3 separate regions of the Homo sapiens genome follow, and all the other regions are linked to region 1. The links are chromatin contacts, found by Hi-C or POLR2A ChIA-PET in ENCODE. All regions are on one chromosome and are shown on one strand. The core of a region is the stretch at or near the end of the contact, and the rest is flanking DNA. Distances in the headings are between cores, read along the strand shown. Region 1 overlaps CDKAL1 (CDKAL1 threonylcarbamoyladenosine tRNA methylthiotransferase). Region 2 overlaps CDKAL1 (CDKAL1 threonylcarbamoyladenosine tRNA methylthiotransferase). Region 3 has its middle 130 kb from the start of LINC00581.

The links. A loop is a pair of places that touch in the nucleus more often than their neighbours do. ChIA-PET counts read pairs that join two places held with the same protein, here RNA polymerase II (POLR2A). Pooled maps may share reads with other maps.
Region 2: a loop to region 1 is called in a map of endothelial cell of umbilical vein, with 6 times the contacts of the local background. The contact joins two enhancer-like sites. A Hi-C loop is called at or near these places in 3 of 168 maps with a recorded cell type or tissue (A673, GM12878 and endothelial cell of umbilical vein), 11 of 37 single-sample maps with no recorded cell type and 10 of 50 pooled maps. POLR2A ChIA-PET finds 5 or more read pairs at or near these places in 2 of 52 experiments (GM12878 and activated CD4-positive, alpha-beta T cell).
Region 3: a loop to region 1 is called in a map of Calu3, with 2.4 times the contacts of the local background. The contact joins two enhancer-like sites. A Hi-C loop is called at or near these places in 1 of 168 maps with a recorded cell type or tissue (Calu3), 1 of 37 single-sample maps with no recorded cell type and 3 of 50 pooled maps.

Annotation. Positions count from the first base shown.
Region 1 is chr6:20,875,576-20,878,931 of GRCh38, reverse strand. The region is part of intron 9 of CDKAL1 (CDKAL1 threonylcarbamoyladenosine tRNA methylthiotransferase); the gene reads right to left. Among named protein-coding and RNA genes, the nearest start is that of CDKAL1, 340 kb to the right of the region's middle. RefSeq lists enhancers at 1,079-1,308, 652-1,851. Within about 2 kb of position 1,436, at least 17 of the 41 ENCODE cell types and tissues checked have a DNase peak (open chromatin) inside an H3K27ac peak, as active enhancers do; they include GM12878 and endothelial cell of umbilical vein, where a contact is called at or near this core.
Region 2 is chr6:21,187,355-21,190,727 of GRCh38, reverse strand. The region is part of intron 13 of CDKAL1 (CDKAL1 threonylcarbamoyladenosine tRNA methylthiotransferase); the gene reads right to left. Among named protein-coding and RNA genes, the nearest start is that of LINC00581, 320 kb to the left of the region's middle. Within about 2 kb of position 2,072, at least 4 of the 41 ENCODE cell types and tissues checked have a DNase peak (open chromatin) inside an H3K27ac peak, as active enhancers do; they include GM12878 and endothelial cell of umbilical vein, where a contact is called at or near this core.
Region 3 is chr6:21,382,740-21,385,857 of GRCh38, reverse strand. No RefSeq gene overlaps it. Among named protein-coding and RNA genes, the nearest start is that of LINC00581, 130 kb to the left of the region's middle. Within about 2 kb of position 1,442, at least 2 of the 41 ENCODE cell types and tissues checked have a DNase peak (open chromatin) inside an H3K27ac peak, as active enhancers do.

The DNA of each region.
Region 1 (3,356 bases), core at 187-2,686:
AATTTTTGTATTTTTAGTATAGAGAGGGTTTCACCATGTTGGCCAGGCTGGTCTTGAACCCCTGACCTCAGGTGATCCGCCCACGTTGGCCTCGCAAAGTGCTGGGATTACAGGCGTGAGCCACCATGCCCTGCCGAAGGGGGATATTTCTTTAAAATCTGATAGAGTTGCTATGGTTAGCTATTTATTTATTTATGAGACAGAGTCTTGCTCTGTCACCCAGGCTGGAGTGCAGTGGCATGATCTCAGCTCACTGCAACCTCCGCCCACTCCCCGAGTTCAAGCGCCTCAGCCTCCTGAATAGCTGGGATTACAGGCATGCATCACCACACCCGGCTAATTTTTTATGTTTTTGGTAGACACGGGGTTTCACCATGTTGGCCAGGCTGGTCTTGAACTCCTGATCTCAAGTGATCCGCCGGCCTCCGCCCCTCAAAGTGCTGGGATTACAGGCGTGAGCCACTGCACCTGGCCGCTAAGGTTGGCTTTAAAGATTTACTGATTTACTTAACACTTGAAGGAGTTCAGGACAATAATACCGCATGTAGGAAAAAAGGCAGGGTAGGTTCTGTGACAGGTAAGCAAAGCCTATGGGCGAGGGGAGAGAGGAGCTTATTAGGTACGAACAGATAAGAAATTCGATCTTGTTGTTCCCAGTTACTATCTAAAGCCTGGGTCTCCACTCCATTCCACCAGCAAAATTTTACTGAGAATCTGTATGTATGAGACACTTAATGGTATACAGATAAAATCATCTTACAGTCTAGTAGGGGCGACAAGACATAACACAAATAAGTATAATACAAAGTGCAAAACAGTAAAATACCATTAAATACCACAGTATTGCCAAGAAGGAAGAAATTCCTCCTGGTAGGAGAAATTAGAGCAAGTTTCAAAACTAATGTGGTAATTTTGAGCTCATCCTGAACGAAAGAAATAGGGTCAGCAAAGACCCATCATCTTTGTAGGAAAGCTTGAGACACATACGGAAAAGTATAAGTAAGTGCATTTGACAGGAGCAGCAGGAAGTGGGGTGGTTAGGGCTAAGGCTAGAAATAGAGACCACAGATGGCCAAAATTCCCAGCCTAAGGGGCTAGGATTATAACCATACAAAGCCAACTACAGACATTTTAAGCAGTCAAGGGCCAAGTCAAAACAGGATAAGAGGTTCTGCTTCTAGGAGAAGGAGGACATAATTCAGAGCTACCCTAATGCACAAGTTTAAAACAAGGACTAAGTCATGAGTCATGTGTGCATGAGTAAGAGTAAGAAATGAACACAGAACTAATTTCGGGTCACAAACAAGTTTTCTGAGTTCATACTGAACTACAGCTGAGGAAGCAGAGTCAAGGGCCAGCTGCGGTAATACACAGTGAGTCACTAGTAAATCAGTGACACAGGTCTCAGCCCCAGGGCAGTGACCTCAGACTGGCCCGCATAATGGTCAGATAGGTATACCTTGGTCCTAGTCAGCCTGTGAGGACACCTGAAGTTTCTGTGAAAACAGGAACAGGACAGCAAGTTTGGACAAAGTGAGGATCTGAAAACTCCAAGGATACTTTCAAGATATTAGGCTAAAAATCCCTAAATCTCATCAGATATTAGATGGCAAAGACTTGTAGATGACGTTCACAAATCTGTCCAGGTCAGAATCACCATGCTTATTTAACAGTTGAGGTGTTTTCATATCCCTCAGTCGTAATTGCTATTATGAACATATTTTTTGTAAAGTGCTCCACATTTTACAACACTGCCTGCAGGAATGCTTCCCTAACCACAAAAGTCTTTCCCATCACAATGTAAATGCTTATTGATTCCACCGTATTCACAGCAGTCTACAGCATCCTCCATTTAGAATATAAGCTTCAGAAGGCCAGAATTGGAACCATCATCACCAGACCTTCCAATACACAGCACATACTATGTGTTAAATAAAAGTGTTGATTGAACAAGTGTATTGACTTTTTAGCTGGTTCTAGTTAGCATTTAAATTTATAATATGTAGAAGACTAATTTGTAATAAAAAGACTGACAATAAAAAGTAAGAGAGGAGATAGGTAGCTCTGTGTGTACGTGTGTGTGTGTATATCATAAAGGAATTAGCCAACCTTTTAACTAGTTGTTTTTCATTAATTAAAGGCACTAAAGCAAATACTCAAAAGAAAACTATCCTCACCAATGTGAGGAAAGAAAACAAAATGTTTAATGATTACACACTGAATTCTACGCCTGCCTGTTACAAGTGGCTAAGAAGCAACAGAATTTGCATTCATATCTAGGTCTGCCTGACTTCAAAATTCATATTCTTTCCAAGAAATCCCTGTCTCCTGCATGCTCAAAATAAAAGTTTTAGGAATAAAAAAGTACACAAAGAAAAAATATTAACGAATTTAATCCTTAGAATGAAGCATTAATCCCATCAATGCACAAATGCTGTCATTTTGCCTAAAATATGTCCACTACATAAGAGACAATTGCCAAAGAAGGTTTTGGGGATTTTTTCCTCCAAGGCTGACTCCACACTCAACAGTAGTGGCACCCTGAATGTCCTGTCATGTTAGCAGCAAGCAGTAGTAATCTATCCTCCGCATTTGTACTGACGGCATCTTTAGAGAAAGTACACCCTTACATCCTGCCCCAAGTGAAAGAATCTGCTGCTTAAAGTTGCAGTGACTTTTCTAATCCCCAGTCCAGCTCTGCCAGTTTTAAACTACAGGTTCTTATATTTATCAGCAGAAACCCACCAGGGTGCTCAGATCCTGAGTCAGCTTCAAAAACCCCAGCAGCAGCTGGTAAAAATGGAATGCTAATTCATTACAGATGGTAAAACACTGCCTACATTTTAATTTATTTACATTTTCAGAAATTTTGAATCTGCAGTTAGATTGCCAAATTATTTTAACATGTAAGTTTAGCCTTTTTCAATTCGGTCTGTGCTTAATAAAAATTAATGTTTATCTGTTAAAAATTCTTTCAACAAGCCCAATTAGTCCTATGTTCCCACAGTTTATATTTTTAAAGCTATTTAAGCTAGTAAGCCTTTTTTTCAATTTCTTATTATACAAATCACACACAGAGTCAGGACAAAACTGGGTCTAAATCATACCAAAATGTTTCAAATAGATCTATTATATATGAGGATAATTTTCAGTAGCTTTGTATTTTCCACAATTGCCATGTTTAGTAATGTGAAACTAATAAATTAATAAATTGTAAGATTATTAAATAGCTTTACAGACCCTATTTTTTTTCATTAGTGAAGGTAATAGAGACAGAGAACACATTATTACTTAATTTTTAAAAGCCAAGGGAACAGAGAAAGGATATACCCAAATTAAATGCTTACAGCGCTGCT
Region 2 (3,373 bases), core at 823-3,322, 310 kb before region 1:
CTGCTGACAATTATTTTTTCTGTCCATTCTCTTCCTAAGGCAAAGATTAAAACACATATCAGCCCGGGCGCAGCGGCTCACGCCTGTAATCCCAGAACTTTGGGAGGCCGAGGCGGGTGGATCACCTGAGGTCAGGAGTTCAAGACCAGCTTAGCCAACATGATGAAACTCCATCTCTACAAAAATACAAAAATTAGCCAGGTGCGGTGGCAGATGCCTGTAATCCCAGCTACTCGGGAGGCTGAGGCAGGAGAATCGCTTGAACCTGGGAGGCAGATGGTGCAGTGAGCTGAGATCACGCCATTGCACTCCAGCCTGGGCGACAAGAATGAGACTCCGTCTCAAAAAAAAAAACAAAAAAAACCCCACACATATCAAAAGTTCCTGTAATCATTTACATCATGGTTCTAATAAACTTGAATTTTATCTGTGCTTATCCTACAGAATATTCTGACATGCTATTTCTGCAGCTAAGTTTTGCCTTTTATTGTAGAAAATAAAATACAATTTTTCGACCTGACTGGTTTCTGAATGTATGACTCTGGGAAATGTCAAATGTCTTTCTTTAGCTCCAGTCAAATTAGTTTTTTTTTTTCCCCCCTAAGCTGCCTGGAACATGTTAAATACAAGGCTGTGACCTTCAACTCTGAAATAATATTTCTAGTGTCTGTGCAAAAGCCTGCCCTCACATACACCTTTAGACTAATTACTGCAGTGTAATGTTGCCAGTGAACCGCTGTAATTACACTTGGAGAAAAGTATGGTCTTGTTCTTTCCTAGCTAATGAAAATGATAACCTTTCCATTTTGATTCCTCATTCACAACAGGCAGAGCACGCGATGCTGGGTCTCCTGGGTATACAGTAATTTTCCTGACTGTTTATGCTCACTTCTATTTTCTGGCCCTGCAGAAGCTGGAATTAAAGAACCAGGCATACTTATGCTAAAAACGGTCAACAGTAATAATAGCAATAACATTAAAATTTAATATCATCCTTACTCCACAATGCCATTCTATAATGAAATAGGGCCATGACACAAGAATGTGTGTCAAAAATGATGATAGCATAGAAAACAAGTAATGAGCCTTTAAGTCCATCGTATTCAAAATGCTAGCCATCAATTTGTTGGTCTACTTAAGGGTTCTTAAGAGAAGATGTTGGACAGTTTATTCTCAAAGCGCTAGACTGGTTAACTGATTCTTAAACAATGACAAAAAAAGGCATTCATTAGATTATTTGAAAACATTGTCCTCTGTGGAAAAAAAATTCTTTAGATACACTTATTAATAGATATAAATGTACTCAAAAGGGGAAGAATGTTCCTTTGAAGTGGAGTAGCCATATTTTTAAGTATATATGCTTATCTATTAATTGCCATGAGTATCTTAGTAGCTTTATTTCTTCTTTCTTTGCATTTCAGAAATAACCTAAGTAGAAAGAAAAATTGTAAAACAATTTGGCTTTTCAAAAGTTATTCTTCCCTTCTTTGTGCAGTGATACAAGATACAAAGACCAGGCCCGAGGCAGTTCTACTGAATCAGACCATGAAGTTTCTTCTAACAAGAATCTCCTTGTGCTTTTCTTCACGCTGGTTGGTTTTCTTCTAGCCGTGTCTACCCCAGTAAGAGGAAGACAATCCGAGGTAGTCTCTTCCCAGCTGGGGGCAAAATCCCATTCTTAGTAACAAAGCTATTTTCATCTGCTGATCGAGAGCCAATAGTAAGAGCAAATAGTTACACAGGAAATGCCACACTGATGCCTTCCTGCCTGGCGTCAGGGATCCAAATCTAGTGCTACCTAAACTGCCAGTTCAAAAAGCAGCTGCATTTTAACCACCTGCCTGTACATTCTGAGTATTCTAGAGCATTCAAAGGTATTGCCTATAAAGCTTTTTGTGGAATTAAAAAAAAAAATTGTGGTAAGAACATATAACATGAAATCTACCCTCTCAACAAACCCAAACAAGTTGACCCTCCTATCACAGAGCCGGCACAAAGTACATCAGGTCTGTTTTTCCCCACACTGGGCAAGCTCTGTCATGCCCAGGCAGCCTGGGAAAGTGCTCAATATTGAAAACTGAAGTTCTATGGCCAGATACTGCCAGTAAGATCTATCCATGAGATCTGATTCATGGAAAGGGCCCATGGAGCCAACACTGGATATAAGTGTAGAACTTTTTTATGAAAAGCGCAAACCTAAAAATTGAACAGAATTTCCGTTCACTTCCACCCTCTTGATCTATTCCCACTGGTCTCTCTCAGCCATTACTTGGCAAGTCTAGGCCAGTCTTCTTTGAGAGCAGATTCTCAGAAAGGGACCTACTCATAAAAGTAGGTTGTGCATCTTAAATAGATACAATTTTATTTGTCAGTTGAAAAGATGAAAAAGAAGAAGCCACAAAATACTTGGAGGAAATATAAATTATTAGACATGTAACGTGTTGATGAAACATTTTTAACATAATGCTATGTTGCCATAAATGAGAAGTTTTTAACTACTGATTAAAAAAAGTATATTAAGATTGTCATAAACAAAGTCAAAAAGCAAATAGAAAAAAATTGCAAGTATGACATATATACTAATGACATGTTATAGGTTATATAATATGAAGAGCCTTTACAAAACAGTAAGAAAACAATAAATGTTCCCAACAGAAAAACAAACTGCTAAAAAAGCAATTCAAAACCAAAAATCTAAATTATCTACATACAGCACATATGTGAAAAAAGTTTCACTTAATTTTCAACGAATAAACACTAAAATAAGGAAATGTCCTTTTTTTTCACAAATGGGCAAAAATATGTATGAAACTGGGCTGTGCTTCTGGGAAAAAATTTTTTTCATACATTCCCCATCCCCAAAAGGTACATAAGTGACCAGTGATAACATTTAATAGGTCACTTTCTTGGAAGGTGCTTGTAGAAGTTTTGTTTCACTGACGACACAAAAAGTAAGCCAAATTTAAAAAAAGAGAAAAGCAAAAGCAAAAGCATTGGAGAGAGAGATTGTTTATGTAATCTAGTAATCTGCAGTAACTACTTGCCAACTTCCCTCACACCTTCATTGCTCCAAGTCCTCATTCCAAAAGCATGGGGAGTCAGGCAACTCAGTGAGCTACACCACCAGGCATTACCAATGGTATAAAACTCAGAATAATTCCAAGAAAGATTCAGACATTTGGAAGAAAAAAAGGTGTGGGTGTGGTATGCAGGACGCTTTCTAATTATCTTTATGGCATAAGAAAGCTTCTTTTCAAATACTAAATTATGAGAAAGGATGGATAAGCTCCAGCCTACCCAACTTCTAAATGAGAATTTTTAAAATCATGAATTCAGAGCTGGATTGGATAGAAGAGAGGACTTCAGAGATCAT
Region 3 (3,118 bases), core at 193-2,692, 510 kb before region 1:
TCACCTTTTCCCAGGCCTCGTCTGTAGCCATGTCTAAATTCACCCTGACCCATGGCTAAAGGAGAATGAGAAACACTGGAACATAATGACTTTCCCTGACACGTCCACATTCTGAATCTTAAATAACTCTGTTTCAAGTGCACTAAGTGATCTCTGCCTCCCTGTTCTCTTGGTTCTCTTCCCATCATTACTAGCTATAGGGTGATGATGAATGTTTGGGTCAAAAAGACCTGGGTTCTCTTTCCAACTCTAACAAGGTTGCCAACGAAATTAATTCCGTTTTACCCTCCAGTTCCTCTCTTGTAAAATAAAACCATTTTGGCCGGGCGAGGTGGCTCAAGCCTGTAATCCCAGCACTTTGGGAGGCCGAGGCGGGCGGATCACGAAGTCAGGAGATCGAGAGCATCCTGGCTAACACGGTGAAACCCCGTCTCTACTAGAAATACAAAGAAATTAACCAGGCGTGGTGGCGGGCGCCTGTAGTCCCAGCTACTCGGGAGGCTGAGGCAGGAGAATGGCTTGAACCCTGGAGGCGGAGCTTGCAGTGAGCCGAGGTCGCGCCACTGCACTCCAGCCTGGGCGACAGGGCGAGACTCCGTCTCAAAAAAAGAAAAGGAAAAAAATAAATAAATAAAATAAAACCATTTTACATTTCAGGGCTGTTATAAAATAGAAACAAGCTAACATATAAGCCAGGTAATAGATGTTGAGTATATATTAGCTATTATTCTTAACATGGCCGATATCAGTAGGCAGAGTCAGCTCTGCCACCCTGGCCCCACCTGACCTGACCCCATCAGTAAGCAATTCGTTCACTGGGTTAAGCATTGCCTTATCTCCAAAGCTCCCTTTTATTCTCGAGAGGGGGAGGTTCATTGCTACAAAGACATTCACTTAATTTTCTCTTTAAAAAGTTCATTATTTCAGTAGAAGAAGATGGGATAGAATTAGAACACTAGAGCTACACCAAGGGAGACAAGATAGAAGATGCTGAGTGCTGTGGAATGGGGAGGAAGAAAAACAGTGGGAAAAGTAAAAAAAGAACTAGGGCAAATGCACCTTGGCCCCAGAGACGGTCCTAATTAATTTCCTTTCTTCTCTGTTGCTATTTTGGCTTCCTTTGGTTTAAAAATAAAAAGTCCTGTTTTTGCTCTGATTATGTCTTTTATTTTCATATTTATGAGATTAAAATGGCATAACCTGCCTAGGATGCACCGTGATCTAAGGCACTTGATGTATGTTCGAGAAGAAAGGGGGGAAAAGGCCTCAAGTCTGACCCGAGGAGGCAAAATGCTTATGTAGCATGAGAACTTTATTGACTTAAGTTTCAGGATTGTTCTCTCAGGGAAGGAAAACCATCTTAAAAAACAAACAAACTTGTATTCTGGGGTATTTCCCAGAAAAGACGCAGGTATGGTTAGTAAGATGGGATTTGGTTTTGTTTTTCGAGCTTCAGCCGGGTGGTAAAAGGTCAGTCCTGTGTTGTAATCCACTCTGGTGCCTCTCTCCCGTAAATCTAACCACAGCCCTAGAAAAGCTATGCAGTGTGGCAGTTAGTAAAATGAAATTTCTTTTTAAAACGTCTTCCCCCTTAAAAAGTTACTGCTGAGTCTTAGAATGTTCTGGAAAAACGCTGTTGCTCGAAATTTCAGAATAATTTCCCTAGGAGAAAGCTGTTAAAATGATTTATCTTAAAATAAGTTACTGAGATGGGAAGATGGAGAAAAGTAGACATGTCTCACATGGGTGAGGTCTTGAGAATGGGTGAGAAGAAAAAATGGTGTGGGGATGTGTGGGGTGAGTTTCTATAAGAGCCGCATCACCTTCTGACCCGTGAGTAAAAATGTTGGTTAATAGGAAGCCAGTCAGCTCTGTCCCCATGTGCTCAACGCGCCACAATCTATAGCAAGCACAGACACAGACAGTACGTCAGCACTGTCCTGGGCCCTGCGCCTCCGGGTAGGGATGCCCCAGCTTTGCCCCATGGAGTCGGGGGTCCCCTGAGGTCTCCTTCTTCACACCCTTACAGCCTAAAGCAATACCAGCCGTGGCCGCACACTGGATGAAGCTGTCAAATGATTGAATCGCACAGCAGTGAGCATCGCTGGGATATATTGTATATTGTGGGTCCCCATTTTAAATTGGATTACAATCCTGACTTCATCACTGTCATTTGTAATTAGGTCTGGCATTCTAGACTTAATGCAGCCACCACTGTGTATCTACGACTGTGACAAGAGGCCATCTGCACACACCACGAACTAAAAGCCGCATTTTGACCCCCGGCCTGATACCAAAGCTCAGTGCAACAGTGTGAGAGACCACGGCTTCAACTTCATCTTTCCCCTTTTCTTTATCTAACTTTTCTTACACAAAACTAGGCAGCAAAAAAAAAAAAAAAAAAAAAAAAAAAAAAAAAAAGGGCAAAGGAGAAATCAAGAGCCTATACAATCTATAAACTAGCTCATCAGCTCCTAAATCAAGAGGCCAACTCTTTTGTTATGGTTTGAATTGTGTCTCCCACCCTAATTGTGACTGTATTTAGAGACAGAGTTGGTGTGGAGGTAATCAAGTTAGAATGAGGTCATTAGGGAGGGCACTACTACAATCTGACTGCTGTCCTTATACAAAGGGGAAATTTGAATACGGTCTCAGGCACACAGGGAGATCATTTTGTGAGGATGAAGGCAGGGATCCGGGTGATGCCTCTACCAGCCAAGGAACAACAACGATGGGCAGCAAACCACCGGAAGCCAGGGGAGAAGCCTGGAACGCATTCGCCCTCACCGGCCCCGAAAGGAACAGATCCCATAACGCTTTGATCTCAGACTTCCAGCCTCCAGAACTGTGAGACAATACATTTCTGTTGTTGAAGCCACACAGTTTGTGGTATTTTATGACAGCAGCCTTAGCAAACTAATACATCTTTGTATTTTAAAATCACGGATAGAAGAGTGTGGGTATCCACTGAAACCACAAGCGGCTTCCCACAGGTTGTTTACGGTCAGCTTTATGCTTAGAGGGAGGTGTGAGAGTCTCATAGTAACACACAGAAATCTGCATTATTTATGACTAAAAGCAAAAGCAAAATGTCTTGTTTGTCAGTCACTCCCCTCTA